Linked DNA regions of Homo sapiens: region 2 is linked to region 1. A link is a loop called in an ENCODE intact Hi-C map of the cell type or tissue named here. Cell type or tissue: PC-3. All regions are shown on one strand.

What was found. Peaks named below come from ENCODE experiments on the same cell type or tissue, not always from the same donor. Only the 100,000 strongest peaks of a DNase experiment are listed, where the experiment ranks them.
Region 2: it touches region 1 in a loop (20-fold over the local background); 18 of 110 quality-filtered maps call a loop at or near these places.

The regions. Positions count from the first base shown.
Region 1 is chr16:50,660,802-50,668,801 of GRCh38, forward strand. It overlaps a transcript of SNX20 not described here. Among named protein-coding and RNA genes, the nearest start is that of SNX20, 17 kb to the right of the region's middle. RefSeq lists enhancers at 4,415-4,916, 5,981-6,500 and a silencer at 4,752-4,841. In PC-3, a CTCF peak has its summit at 4,748 (motif pointing left); no DNase peak of the experiment used is centred here; H3K4me3 peaks cover 818 bases.
Region 2 is chr16:50,324,164-50,332,163 of GRCh38, forward strand. It overlaps BRD7 (bromodomain containing 7), which reads right to left. Exons shown (of 17, transcript NM_013263.5): 9 at 4,506-4,581; 10 at 2,121-2,228; 11 at 1,585-1,720. Among named protein-coding and RNA genes, the nearest start is that of MIR6771, 36 kb to the left of the region's middle. RefSeq lists an enhancer at 3,197-3,246. In PC-3, a CTCF peak has its summit at 3,064 (motif pointing right); no DNase peak of the experiment used is centred here.

The sequences.
Region 1 (8,000 bases):
CGGAGTAAAGAGGCTGCAAAGACACAGGGGAAAATCTGTCTTGGCGAGGGCTGCTCTGCCGAAAGCCTGCTACACAAGGGCTGTGCAGTGAGGTGCAGGGAGAGGAGTCATGAGAGATGACCCCCAAGGAAAACAGCCAAGGGTCTCAGTGGACCCTCCTGCTAAACATGGTGATGCTGTATAGAAGTGGGGTCCTGAAATCTCATGACTGGATGATTTCATCCCAATGACTCCAAGACTTTTTTTTTTTGAGACAGGGTCTTGCTTTGTCACCCAGGCTGCAGTGCAGTGGCACAATCATAGCTCACTGCAGCCTCGAACTCCTGGGCTCAAGTGATCCTCCCACCTCAGCCTCCCAATTATCTGGGACTATAGGCATGCATCACCATGCCCAGCTAATTTTTTAATTTTTTGTAGAGATGGCATCTCACTATGTTGCCCAGGCTGGTCTTGAATTCCTGACCTCCAGGGATCCTCCCACCTCAGCTTCCCAAAGTGCTGGAAATTACAGACATGAGCCATGGTACCTGGCCTCCACATGCGTCATTTTGAAAAATTCATGTTTAAAAAAGAAATCAGGTTTACACCTTTCTTTTGGGGTGCATGCTTTTGTTTCTAAACACTTGGAATAGGAAAACAACCCTAGAGGCAAGAGGTAGGAGAGCTGAGTTCAAGTCTTTGCTCTTCTACTCATTCCTTCTGTGGCTCTGAGGCTCTTTTTCCATCAGCAAAACCATCCCAGTGGCTCCCAAATGGTGCTCCATCAAAGCCTAGGGGTGCCCTCGATAGGCCTAAGGCAGAGCTCCCTTGCTTCCCAGCTAGAAAAACTTGGCTTTGGCCTCTTTTACATGTTGAGTTTCTGTATCAAATTCCATTTGAAGAAAAGACTCTGTGGCTTAAAAAAAAGTCTGTACCTTGCACTGCAGCAGCTCTGTAATCCCTTCCAACCCAAATATCCCAAGATTCTCCATCAGAATGACAAATGTTCTTCCAACAGCCTTCGTCCTGTTTAGAGGTTGTCATTAAGTGTTCTTTCTGCTGACTGCTTCCTGGAGAGTGGCCTCATGTTTATCCACAGGAGCCTTCATCTTCTGGGGCATGATGCTGCTGAGCACGATCTTCATGCTGGGGCCCTGGGGGACCCTGGGAGAGAGGAGAAAGCAAGCATGGGGACGAGGTGGCGCTCTTTTGAGAGCCCAGAGGCTTGGCATCCCAAGGCTGGGGAAGAGGCTTCAAGGAGAGCAGGCTGGGATGGGTGGGCAGGGTGGCACAGTGGGTAAAGCACAGGCTCTGAAGTCAGATCCCAGCTCTGTCTCTTACAAGCCATGTGACTGTGGGCTAAGCTCTTGTTTTCAGTCCTTTCACCTTAAAATGGGGGCAGTAATAAGGCCTACCTCATAGGGCCACTGTAAGGGTTAAGTGGGCCAAGTTCATAAGGTACTAAGCCAGGGCCTGGCATGAGTGCCCTCCACATACAAGGCATGGGTAATTGGTGGCTATATTTATGTGGAGGCTGCTTGGAGTCTCAGAGCGAATCCAGGGAAGGCAGGAGCATTGGATGGACTGGTGCTGATCACTTCCTATCCCAGACAGGTCCTTTCAGGAACCCTGTGCCAACACATCCCCAGATCTCACTACTGTCTACAGACAATGTATCAGCTAGCTATTCCTACATAACAAACAGCCCCAAAACAACAATAACATCTGATTTGAGTTCACAAAACACATGGCTGAGAATTGGCTGATCTTGGCTGAGTTCACCCACATGTCGGAGTGGGCTGGCGTCAACGGATCTCAGCTGCCCTTGGCTCAGATCCATGTGTCACCTCATCCTGTGTCTCCAGCCGGATACCCTGGGCATTTTCTTCTCATGACAACAACAGAAGCTCAAGGGGGCAAGTGAAATGCACGAGGTCTCTTGAGGCCAAGGCTTGGAGCTGGCACACTGTCCCTTCTGCCACATGACATGGGCCGAAGCCAGTGTCCAGGACAGCCCGGACTCAAAGGGGAGGGAAATTAACCGTGCTTGTTTAGTGACAAGAACTGCAAATGTGTGTGGCAAATGGCATGGAGACGAGGGATGAAGACCCAGGCCATCCCTGCAATTCACCACACACTAGTATGTTAAGGAGGTGCCTGTGAGGAACTTTTGGCCCCCTAGCTGGTTGCTATTCCTGATTCTTTCCTTAGGGAATCTGGGGCTTTGGGGTCAGAACACTGTGCTCGCCTCAGGCTCAAACTCTAGCTCTGTCTGACTGCTATCATACTTGGTGCCTAATAAATATTGACTTTATATTTGCTGCCCCAATTTATTCTTTTATTAACATATTTATATTTTTAAATTTTAACATTTTGTTTTTGTTTTCTGTTGTTTTTTGGTTTGTTTTTTGTTTTTTTGAGACAGAATCTCACTCTGTTGCCCAGGCTGCAGGGCCTTGGCACGATCTCGACTCACTGCAACCTCTGCCTCCTGAGTTCAAGAAATTCTCCTGCTTCAGCCTCTCAGGTAGCTGGGATTACAGGCTCCCACCACTACACCCAGCTAATTTTTGTATTTTTAGTAGAGGCAGGGTTTCACCATGTTGGCCTGGCTGGTCTCAAACTCCTGACTTTAGGTGATCCGTCCGCCTCGGCCTCCCAAAGTGCTGGGATTACAGGCATGAGCCTCCGCACTCGGCCAATTTTAACATTTTTAAATTTTAATTTCTTTTTGTAGAGACAGGGTCTCACTATGTTGGCCAGGCTGGTCTCAAACTCCTGGCCTCAAGTGATCCTCTCACCTCAGCCACCCAAAGTGCCGGGATTACAGGTGTGAGTTGCTGCACCCAGCCTATTAAGATATTCTTATTGTGAAATAGAACACACGGAGAAAAGTGCATAAAAGTGTACAGCTTAACAAATTATTACTAAGCAAATACTTTTACAACCATCACCCTAGAGTAAGAACTGAGACTCCTCACTGTCCCCATCCCAGTCAAAACCTCCTCACCCCCTCGAAGTGATAACCACCATCTCAACTTTTATAGTAACCCTTTCTGCTTTTTTTAATTTCAGGAGTTGTGATGGTTAATTTTATGTCAGCTTAACCGGGCCATGGGATGCCCGGATGTCTGCTTAAACATTATTTCTGGGTATGTCTGCTAGGATAGATTAGCATTGGAGTTGATGCCCTGAGTGTGACAGACGGTCTTCCCCCATGTGAACGGGCATCTTCCAACTCACTGAAGGCCTGTTCGGAACAAAAAAGGCAGAGGACCGTTGGATTTGCCTCCTCTCTGATCGCCAAGCTGGAGCCTGGATCTCCTGCTCTTAGCATTCTTGGTTCCCAGGCCTGCAGACCTGGACTAGAGTCTACACTGTCAGCTCGCTGGCTCTCAGGCCTTCAAACTGCACCACCGGCCTTCCTGGGTCTCCAGCTTGCAGATGGCAGATGCTGGGACTTCTCAGCCGCCATAATTCTAGGAGCTCATCGCTTATACTAAATCTCATTATATGCAAATATATAGACATATACTATATGTCCATATCCATATCTATCTCTGCTCTTGGTTCTTTTTCTCCGGAGAACCCTAGTACAGGAGTTTTGCCATCTAAGCAAGCATGCTTCAGCCCTCTGGTTGAGTCCGACCTGCCCTTGGCCTTCAGGAAATGGAACCACACAGGCTGCATCCGTCTGTGTCTGGCTTCTTTCATGCAGTCTCTTGTGAGGTTCATCCACTTCCTTGTGTCCAAGCATAGCTTGTTTCATAACTGCCTCATGTTCCACATAAGAATACCCCAAGTCCCTTCTCTGTTTTATGGTTCGCAGACACTTGGGTTGTTTCCAGCTGGGGGACAGTATCAGGAGCTGTTCCTGCTGTGCAGTTGTGGTACATGTCTTTTGGTGAGCATGCTTGCCTATCTGTCTATAGGGTATATTCCTAAGGGCGGCATTGCTGGGTACTTACAGGACAGTTTACGTTCAGCTTTGAGGAATGGTGCCAAATGGTTTTCTTAAGTGGTTGTACCATTTATACTCTAACAAGCAGGGAACGTCATTTCTCTTTTCTTTTCCTCCCAGCCTCCTTCCATTTTCCTTTCTTATACTTATTTATCCAACCCACATTACTCACAGTCTCTATAGCCTTGTGTGTCTACTGGTGAATTAAAAGGTCACTAGTGGTGTCCTCTGGGAGTCCTCTTCTCACTCCCCCAGTTCAGTAGGCAGATGGGTGGGGAGTCCCCCACGCCATCTGGGTCCTGAAAAGGTGGGAGATGGGATCTGGGAGGAGCAGGTTATTCAATCTCTCCCCCTGGAAAGCGACGTGGCGCGGGCCTTACTGGGGAAGGGCCTCTCCCCCCAGACCGAGAGAGGCGCAGTTAGGCCCGTTCTCGGAAGCCATGGCCGATCCTGCTCCTGGGGGCGCTGATACTGGCTATTTGCAGCGCCCTCTCTTGTGAAACCCTGCGGATTCCGCTTGCGGGAAGTGGAGGGCGGTGGCCTCCGCCTTTTGGGGCTTCTGGGCTGAGGGAAGAGGATGGAGGGGCAGAAAGGGAGTGAGGTCCCAAACCCCAAGTGGAGGTCGCCCGGGGACCCCCCATCAAAACACTTGCTGGGGAGAGGTTATAGAGGCAGCAAAGCTCTTTCCAGCATGATTTCAAATCCCGTCTAAGGGCTTTCAGAAGCCTGGAGAAAGTTTCGGTTTCCCAGCTGTTTCAGCTTTTTCCGCCCGCACCGCGGCGATGCGTTCGGAGCCGCCGAGGCGGCAGCGCCATCTGCTGTCTACTTTTTAAATTGCAGGATCAGATCCTCTCGGTCTCTCCAGACCTGCCCCGTGGAAAGGGAATAAGATTAAACCAGTAAAAATAGCTTAGATCACCTGAGGTCAGGAATTCGAGACCAGCCTGGCCAACATGGCGAAACCCCGTCTCTACTAAAAAAAGTACAAAAATTAGCCGGGCGTGGTGGCGGGCGCCTGTAATCCCAGCTACTCAGGAGGCTGAGACAGGAGAATCGCTTGAACCCAGGAGGCGGAGTTTGCAGTGAGCCTATATCACGCCACTGCACTCCAGGCTGGGAGACAAGAACGAGACTCTGTCTCAAAAAGAAAAAAATAGTTTAAAGGCCAGGAGCGGTGGCTCATAGCTGTAATCCCATCACTTTGGGAGGCCGAGGTGAGTGGATCACAATGTCAGGAGTTCGAGACCAGCCTGGCCAACATGGTAAAACCCCTGTCTCTACTAAAAATACAAAAATTAGCCAGGCGTGGTGGCGGGCGCCTGTAATCTCAGCTGCTTGGGAGGCTGAGGCAGGAGAATCAGTTGAACCCAGGAGGCAGAAGTTGCAGTGAGCCAAGATCGTGCCACCGCACTCCAGCCTGGCCACAGAGCAAGACTCCATCTAAAAAAAAAAAAATTTAAAATGCCGACAGCCACTGTTATGCAAAGTTCAAGGGCCTCTCTCACACTTAGCTGGGGGAGGAGTGAATACAGCCTTTCTGAAGAAAGAAAAATTAAGTAATAGCAAAATCATTAAGTGTTTATGATTCATAAATACAGTTTTTGTCAACTAAAAAAATAAAATATGTAGAAGTCAAAAAAGTGTCTATGATTCAGAAATGCCACCGTTAGAAGTTGCCATAAGAGTGCACACAAAAAGGACATATGGGTCAAAGTGTTTGCAGCAGTGTTGTCCCAAATAAGGACATTTTGCAACATTGTGGGGTGGTTAAAATAACTATAGAATATGCATTAGAATACAATGAAACCATTAAACATAATGTGGAAGAATATTGTATATTATAGGGAAATGCTCATAATATATAGTGACAATTTAAAAAGCAGATTACAAAACAATATGCCAAGACATGATTTCTGCCCAAGTCTGCCCTGATGGGTGAGCTAACCAAGGTTGCTGCACTGTGAGGGCATAGGGGCTGCCCCTCAGCCCCCACCCCAGCCACTGGGCTCCTCAGGAAAGGACACGTGAGTGTTTACTGCACATCCTACAGATGAGGAGCTCACAAGGACCCTGGATGGGGGAGTCCTCTGAGGTTGCTGGAGCTGCTGCAGCCATCTTGTCACTGCCAGGGGAGAGCTCTCTCTGAGAGCGAAGGCACAGTGGAGGAAAGCAGAACTAAGAAGAGACAGAGAAAGCGAAAGTGGGAGAGAGAGAGAGATATGAGGTGACAAGTGTGGGTCCTTGGATCCTGCTTGGTGTAAAGCTAGCCTGCTCCTGGACTTTACAGATAATAAATTCCTTCCTCATCAGATTAACCTGGGTTTTTGTGGCTTGTAACCAAAAGGGTCTGCACGGCCCACACACAGGCTCCCAGCTCATTTCCTTTGCAATGAGTGGTAACTGGAGGCGGGCGGTGCATGGACCTGCCTTGCAAGGCTTCTCTGTTAGTGGTGCCTGGAGCCCACTCTCTCAGCTGGCACAGCCAGTGTGACACATCAGTCCGGGTGTGTCCTGGACCTACCCCCTTTCTGGGTGCAAACCAGAACTGAGGATGCCGAGGGTGGTGGGGGGGTAGTTTCCTGCCTCAGGGCTGTGCTCCTGCTACCTCTTTGCCTAAAATTCTCCCCTCTCTGTGCTCCCAGGGCCAGCTCCTTTGTATGCTCTGTGATTCTTTGAACAGCGCCCCCTCTGAGAAGCCTTCCCTGACCACCTGGCTGAGGACATCATTCTGTCCCAGCTTCCATTTGCTTTGGGAGTGGCCTCCTGACACTTCACTTCCGTGAGGCAGGGACCAGTTCTGTCCTGGTCACTGCTGTATCCCCAGCTCTAGATAAGGCCTGAGACATCGTAGGAGTGCCAGGGATCTTTGGTTACTGAGAAAACGAGCAGCTAGATCAAGGTTCCCAACACCAACACGCTGGGGACATGTTGGGAGTCAACTTAGCCCTACCAGCAGGTGGAACTAGTTTTGCTGCTCCAAAACAGAGTTCTAGCTATGGGGACAGCCACTAGAGAGCAGAGCTAAGTCCATGCTATGCTGAGGGGCCACAGTCTGCCCTGAACTGTGCCTCCCAGCCTGGAGCTAGTGAGGGGGCCGAGCCTGGGAGCTGACAGATGAGGGCTCGGCGTGGGGACTTTTGGAGGGGAGGGCATTTTCTTGATCTTACCATGGGGGCAACAGCTAGATGGGTAGGGGGGGACCCACTCAAGGACATACTGCGGCTTCAGGCTTCGACCAGCCCAGAACGCTCGCTCCATCTGAGGGTCTTGATATCAGGGTGTGGCGTCAGGAGCCGGAGCCTACGGGTTGAAAGCCAAGAGTGGGCAATCAAAGCTGAAACCAGGCCCACGACTTAGGAGCTGGAGAGCACACAGGGCTGAACACTCGAGTTGGTGACCAGGAAACCAGGGAGCAAAGTCTCCAGGGTGCTTGGGCAAGACCCCAGATGGTCTGCAGCAACGCACGGGCAACACGGGATGATCAGCGCTACGTGGTGAGAAACTTACCTCCTTTTGCAGGACAACATTTTCCAGTCCTTCTGAGTAAATCAAAGAGAAGTCTCAGCTTGGTGATTGCAGGTCTCTAATGCTTATTTCTCTGTCTCTGTCTCTCTCTCTTTTAACAAAAGTCTACCAGCGGCCTCAGGCTCAGGGCCTGTCTCAGGTAAAAGCGGGTTAGGGTGTAATAACAGTGATCGGTTTCATTGTGTTTATTTTTGTAGCTACTTTCTAATTATAGCAAGTGATTCTGAGTTTCCATTTAGGATAGTAATAGGAAGTTTCTTTTTCAAGTAAATGTGCATAAGTAAAAGGAGACTGCTCAAAGGAAAACAGCTGGTGATTGATAGAACAGGCTGTGGCATTGTTGGGCCCCAGAGGGAAGGGCTGTGTGAGCATGCAGGAAATTCTGGGAAGGCAGCTAAATGCAGTTGCTGCATGGGGGCCAGGAAGCATTTGGAGACGTGGCTGGGCACAGCTTGGCTTTTGAGCCCAAGAGAGGCCTGCTGGGGATGTGTTGGGAGCCAACCTACCCCTACCAGCAGGTGGAACTGGTTTTGCC
Region 2 (8,000 bases), 340 kb before region 1:
TTCTCGGTAAATAGCAACTGCAGTCTTCCAGGCTCAGTGTGCAAACCCTGGAGTAAGCCTCGGCATCTCTCTCTCACATCCCACTTCAATCAGTAAAGAAATCCTACTGGCTGATGACTGAGCCCTTCCCAGAACCTCACCTGCTACTCCCCCGGTCCATTTCTCATCTCCCTACTTCTGCCCTTGCCTCTCTACAGTCTATTCTCCAAGAGTAGCCAGGGTGATCCTTTAAACATCATAATCTGGACCGGGTCACTCTTCTGCTCGCAATCCACCAGTAACTTCCATCTCACTGAGAATGAAATTCCAAGTGCTTATAAAGACCCACTCTCATCAACGCCCTCCCTGGCCATGTGCCTGCACTCTTCTGCTTCTTCCTGCTGTTCTCAAGTATGTTGGGAAGGCTCCCACTCAGGCCCTCTGCACAGCTCCTGCACTGCCTGGAACGTTCTTTCAGGTAGCAGCCTTGCTTGCTTCCTCACCTCCTTCAGTTTTTGCTCAACTTTCCCTTTTGTACCAGACTTATCTGACCGATTTAAAAGTGCATCCCTCTCGTAGCCCCAGCACTACTCTCTCCTTCTCTGCTGCTTTACCTTTCTCCAAAGCACTTGTCATCATTTGACAGGAGGGCATGGGCCTTTGCCAGTGTTGTTCCCCTGTGCAATCCCTATTTGTGGAATGCATAGATGCATGATCCAGAAAGAATTCATTCAGGCTGGTGAGGTCTAAAAGATTAAATGGCTTGATCTGAAACCACAGTCAACTTCGGACTTAAGGACCTCTACCTTGTAAAAACAACAACAACCAAACCACACTTACTAATGTAAAAGTGAACAGATTCCCTCTTTGTGAGAAAAGCAGGGGACTGGTGAATCTACAGGGTTAATTTCTTATATGTAATGAAAATTAGCAAGGTACTACTGCTAAGAAGGAATAATATCCAGTAAACTACTGCCATAACCCAAGCTCAGTGTCCCATCCTGAGCCAGAATCCTGCTAAGTCAGGATGGATCTCATTATGTTGATGGGATCCAAACTGCTCAGCATCCTAAACAGGAACACAGAGATGATCTTCCCACAGAAACATGCAATAAAGAATGGTTGAGTTTAACTGCAATGGTCTACCTGGCATGTGATTGGTCAAAAAGGCTTTTATGTGGGCTGCCTATGGAATAGAGCCATCCTATCCTGCCTCCTTTCTTGGGGAAAATGCACTGTAGGTTCCCAAACTGATCAAGTTTGGACCATAACTCACTGACACACAACATGTTATAAGACAGCAGATGGCACATCAACGTTTTGAAGTAACAAGTTCCTACACTTTAGTACTGGCTGAGGTACAGTCTCTTTAAAAATATATTTTTTAAAAATTAAAATACTGCAGATGCTACTATCAGGGAGACATGCTCTCTCTCTCCACTAAAGGATAATAGTAACTATGAATCCATTATTGTCAGCTTAAAAAAAAATTACTGAGCACATTTTTTTTTACTACTCGGCCAGCTTTGTCAGTCTATCCACAAATCATGTATGTACTTTAATGTTTTTAAACAAATGTAATCAGAATATTAACTGGAAACTCACCTGAAATCACTTGGAAGATCAGAGTCTTCCCCATAGGTTGAATAGATTAAATCAGAATCATCCTTGCTGATATTTGCAAATGTGGAGTCATAATGCGGTGCATAAGAACTGTAGGGCCCATAATTCAAATATAACACTGTTGAAAAAATCAAATACTGTAACACTATTCTTTAACTTGCATGTCAATCTATTTTGTTTTACCAAAAGATTATTTATTCTCTCCTAACTTTACTACTTCATTGGCTGGTTTGCAAATCTAAGATATTTTCTCTCAAACAGGTACTTGTAAAGTTACAACTCAAGTGAATTCTTCCCTACAAGGGAGAGGGAGAGGAACAAGAAAGAACAAAATTCATTTTGAATACTAATACCCAATTTTCCAGTCTCTTCTGAAGTTAATAAAATAGCTAATTAATGTTGCAAAAATACCACCAAGATACTGGTGCCCACCTAGTGAATAAAGCATAATCGTGCTTCCTTTCCCTAATATCCCAAAACAGAGAAGAGAAAAAATGACTCCTATGCAGGAGCCTCACCTGGAGTGACTTTGTTCCTTTTATCCTCTTTGAACCCCTGCAAAGTATTCACTCCAGACTGAAGTCTTCCAGTTGTCATTCCCAGTCTCACAGGGCAGTAGCCTGGCTCTACAACATAAAACAGAGCACAGTGAAGGAGGCCTACATGGCCATGACCCACGGGGCCCTCTGCCGAGTGACTCCGCACAAACCACTGCATGTCATCTGCATGACCGTGAAGGAGGCTGGGAAGCGCTTACTACATCCACTTTTATAAGAAAATCAAAGCTCAGAAAGGCAGAACTATAGCCAGGACCAAAACTCAGACCTGTTCATTACACTCTCCTGCTTCCTGGAATTCTTTATAATCATGTACACTTCACTTAAAAAATTAATTTTTATTAAAAACAAAAGCCACAAAAACTTTTAAAAGCTGGGACTTTTAATGTTAAGATGAAAGTTAACCAGTACAAAGGTTAGTAAAAGACTGAGGGAAAACACCTGCATTAAAGACAAAAGGGCTACTAACACATGAAGGATAAATGAGTATCTATGAAAGGCATACTTTTAGTGCAACGAGAACAGGCATTAGCCAGGAATGAATCCCTGTGATGAAGCTGGGAATACGTGACATAGAGAAATGTCACGTATGGGCACCTGAGGGGACTGCAAAAGATGCTGGCAGGAGAAGATGTGGTCTCCCACAGTATCTAACAGAGGGACATCTGCTCTCCTGAAGAAGAGTCTGAGTTTGTGTCACATGATCAGCCTTCAACGGAGGCTACTGCCATCAGTGACCAGTGTGGTGAAGGCACTGTTAAGCAACTGAACATCTAAATCAGATCTTCTCTCCTCAGCCAACAGTCTGGAATTTGGTTTCCTAATAGGTACGGGTACCAGACAATGAAGCTGAGAAGATGAACAGGGGTGTCTTCTACCTTAAACCATGAAAGTGGCCTACAGAGGGAGCTGTGCACACGGGGAGCCAAGTCAGCTTTGGCCACATTTGATTAGGTCTCAGAAACTGGAAACCCAGGAAACCAGAGCAAGGACAGAGACCACACTCGGCTTCACAGAAAGCAGCAGATCTTAAGGTGTCACCTACATCAGTTAGCTGCATCTCCTAACACCAAATGTTCACCACAGCTATAGTAGAAAGAGCAATGTTCTCAATCCTGTGGCATTCTTTGACCTATGATCATATAAAATTCTACTTGTCTGCATCAAAGTAGAAACTGAGTTTTGTTTTGAAAACAGCACTAGCTCCTTTTCTTCTATTACTGTTCTCCTCCTTTAGAGAACATTCATAGTCCCCTTCTTTCCATCTTCAAATGCTCTTCCCTGCTTCAAGGTTTTCACAACTGCTGTTCTCTCATCCCTTACTCAACCTAAACATCATCTCCTTAAGGATGCCTTCCCTGACCCCCAAACACTAGGTTGGTATCTTCTATTATGATCATAGCTGTTCTTTTCCTTTGTAGTATTTATTCATTATAGACACACACCTGCATAGTACTGATTAAGGACAGACTTCTCTTTATGTGAGTCCTCTTCCCCCGACTCCATAGAACAAGGAAAAGGGACTCCTCTCTCTCTGTTTTGTTCTCTACTACACAGCTAGCTCCTAAGACAGCACCCTGCTCACAGCAAACAATAAACATCAGAGACTGTTTCCTTAAGGGTAAAAATTCTGTCATTATTCATTTTCGTATTTCCAATTACTTCTTTCATTATGACAGTATGAAAATAAATTTGTTGAATAAATTAACATTCTCACATTTGCATATCTCAATACATGATTCTCTCCTCAGACCAGTGACAAAAAGTTCTAATTGTGACATCGAATTTCAAAATATAACCTATATGATTTCCATTAAAACATCATTTGAGAAAACAAAAATATGACTGAGGTTCTAAAGATTCCCAATCTTTACAAACTTTCTACTGACTATAGTGAAAGATACGATGTCACTAAGCATACACCTTCCATTATTATTAAGGCACTATGTGGCATATACATTCATTTTATTCCCTGAAATAAACAGTTAAATTTATAATATCATATTCTGTGTGTATGAGATACCTCTAAACTGAGTGTCTATACTAAAGTCTCTTAAAACCAGGGCTAGGAATTACTATCTAAAAGTTATGGCTTTGTTAATGGCGGGTTTAAAATATTTCAGGGACTTTGAATTTTAAGGAAAACTTGATATACTGTACCTATTTCAAGATGAAGTGAAAGTTAGGCTAGCTGTTACCATGAAATACATGATGTCTAGCTAGATCCTTTGTGCATAATGACACAGACTGATCAATATTCAAGCTTGTTGCTTTAAAATGTTAACCCAGGTTACTGTTCTCTGCCAAATAGCATCAAGTTCATGCACAGTTTTACTCTGATCCTACCTCCTACAATGGGATCCACAGGATGGAGAAGTCCCAACGTCGTTGTTCCATCTGGTTTTCTTCTTTCAAATTCGCACTGCAATGACCCAAAGTATTCAGATGGAATGAAGTGTTTTATACAAACAGGCTGAGTATCCTTTATCCGAAATGCTTGATACCAGAGTGTTGTGGATTGCAGATTTTCCCAGATTTTGGAATATTTACATATACATAATGAGATATCTTAGGGATGGAACATAAAATTCATTTATGTTTCATATACACTTTACAGATACAGCCAGAAAATAATTTTATACAATAAATAATTTTGTGCACCCGTCACATGAGGTCAGGTGTGGAAGTTTCCACTTATGTCATCATGTCGGAGCTCAAAAAATTTCAGATTTTGGAGAATTTCAGATTTCGAATTTCTGGATTAGGGATGCTCAGCCTGTACCATATTCATATATGCAGCAAACCACAAAGGCTTATTTTAACCAAACTAATATTACAGGTGGCTAATCATTAAACTCAAGATACTGACTTTCACACAGGGGATGATGGGCTAGAGAAATGGAGGTGAAGAAAATCTCAGAATTCTAAGAGCTCTGTGGGTCCTTAAGGCCACCTAGTCCTCCCCAGTCTATCAAAAAAGGCTACTATGGACCAGGTGAGGGCAGTGGCTTGCTTAAAGGCATGTATACACCTACTTGGCTTTAAAACCAACGTGACAGGGACCCACCATCTCACTGCCACCCAAGACATGGCTTCTGTTCCTAAGTCCCTGTTAAATGTTTCTTTCTGGAAACATTTAAGCTGGAACATGTGGTGAGCTAGTCAGGAGTGGAGGGACCAAGAAATGGGCAAAGGGAAGGAAGCATCCGTGGAGGAAATCCCAGGTGGCAGCCACTTCCTCGTTGAGTGGTATGGCTCATGTTTTAGATGCCTGTGCGTGAGTACAAGGACGCCCTGAAAACACTAGTGTATTTGGAGTGATTGTCGGCTGAGAGCCATCCATCGCACTGTGGTCAGGAAGGGCAGCCGGCAGCCACTGCAGCAAGATGGCCACTTTTGTGGGCTGCTTGTTTGGCAACAGGAGCCCAGCTAGCAGCAGAAGCAAAAGTAAAACAACCTGAGTAGGAATTACAATTAGGAAAAATATTTTTTAAAAAAGAGCTCTATATTCAAATGTCGGCTCAGTTAAAACTGCTATTTGGGCTATACATATACACACATATGTCTACTGTTTTAACGCCGCTGTAATGGCTCTGTAAAATGTCTCAGTCAACTGAGTTCTGTTTGGCTGTCCCCCCTTCCTCTTGCCACCCTCGATACCATATTAGGGACCTAAAGGAATTTCTGGCAGCTTGTGATCTCTTGAGTAAACAGAAAAGGCATCAAAGACTCCTCTTTTTGGGAAGAATCTCTGTTTTTCCTCACAGAATACCAAGAGTTGTAAGCAGACAGATTCCTCTCAGATCTAAAACTCTGCTCTTTTCTGTATTGTATTACCTGATCTCTTCAGCTTTCTGGGGACCCAGGATTCAGTGATTTGGGGTGATCTAAAACCTGCCTTCCAGTAAGTATTAGGCCCTAAAAACTGCATGCTTTCTTGGCCCTGTTCCTTAAAGGGCTCCCTCTTGAAACCAGTAATCTAATAAGGAAACAAGTTAAGTTGAAAAGAGGACACTTTTTTTTTTTTTTTTTTTTTGAGACAGAGTCTCGCTCTGTTGCCCAGGCTAGAGTGCAGAGGTGCAATCTTGGCTCACTGCAACCTCCTTCTGGCAATCAACTTGTTTTCAGGTAATGGTGTTTAGGTATAGCTTCTGTGCCTCTGAGATGTAAATTTTCTACCTTGTTTCGTCTACTTTGTTATGACTTTGGAAATGACTGATAGTCTAAGAGGGGGAGAGAAAGTGAAAACTGGCAAATGAAGAATCTTATAAATCTACAAGATCTGCTTCTGTGTGTTTGTATGTCTATATATGTGTCATGTGTATGTGATGTATCACTACCAAAATATACGAAAGAGCTCTAATCAACTGACCAAAGAAAAGTAAGTGCTTAAATCAATTATTTTATTTAAAAAAAACAGAATTTCGCTCAAATGCCCTTTAGTTCACACAACTTTAGTAATCCTTGGTAAATAAAACTAGTTTCAAAATTCTCTTCAGTAATTTTAAATCTTAAAGTCATGTTATATTAAGTAATCTTAGGGTTTTCACTTGAAATTAGGGTTACTAAAAGTTAAAATAGTTAATATGTTATTAAAATTACTAGATATAAGAGAAACAATTCTATATACATAGTATATAAAGAAAAATGTATTTTTGGTAAAGATACAATATCAATTTACAAAAATCAGTAGCATTTCTATAAACCAATAATGTTCAAGCTGAGCACCAATTCAAGAATGCAATCCTATTCACAACAGCCACAGAAAAAATAAAATACCTAAGAATATATGTAAAGAGGTGAAAGATCTCTAGAAGAACTAAAAAACACTGCTGAAAGAAATCATATATGACACAAATGGAAAAACATCCCATGCTCATGGAATAATCAATATTGTTAAAACGTCCATACTGTCTAAAGCAATCTACAGATTCAATGCTATTCCTATCAAATTCCCAACATCATTCTTCACAGATTCAGAAAAAACTATTCTAAAATTCACATGGAACCAAAAAGGAGCCTGAAGTGCCAAAGCAATTCTAAGCAAAAAGAACAAAGTCAGAGGCATCACATTACCCAATTTCAAACTATACTACAGGCTGGGCACGGTGGCTCATGTCTGTAATCCTAGCACTTTGGGAGGCTGAGTTGGGTGGATTGCTTGAGTTCAGGAGTTTGAGACCTGCCTGGGCAATATGGTGAAACCTCATTTCTACAAAAAATACAAAAATTAGCCGGACATGGTGTCACGCACCTGTACTTTCAGCCACTTGGAAGGCTGAGGCAGGAGAATTGCTTGAGCTCCCAAGGTGGAGGCTGTAGTGAGCCAAGATTGTGCCACTGCACACTCCAGCCTGGGCGACAGAGTGACACCCTGTCTCAAAATCAAACCAAACCAAACAAAAGCTCCCATAAAACTACAAGGCTACAATAACCAAAACAGCATGATACTGATAAAAATAAACAAAATAACTCACAGACCAATGGAACAGAATAGAGAACCCAGAAATAAAGCCACATACATACAACCGACTGATCTTTGACAAAGTCGACAAAAATAAACAAAGTAGAAAGACCACTCAATAAATGGCGCTAAGAAAACTGGCTAACCATGTGCAGAAGAATGAAACTGAACTCCTATCTCTCACAATATACAAACATTAACTCCAAATGGATTAAACACTTAAATGTACGACCTCAAATTATAAAAATCCTAGAATAAAACCTTGGAAATACTCTTCTGGACATGGGCCTCGGCAAAGAATTTTCTATGTTCTCAAAAGCAAAAGTGACAAAAACAAAAATTCACAAGTGGGACCTAATTAAACTACAGAGCTTCTG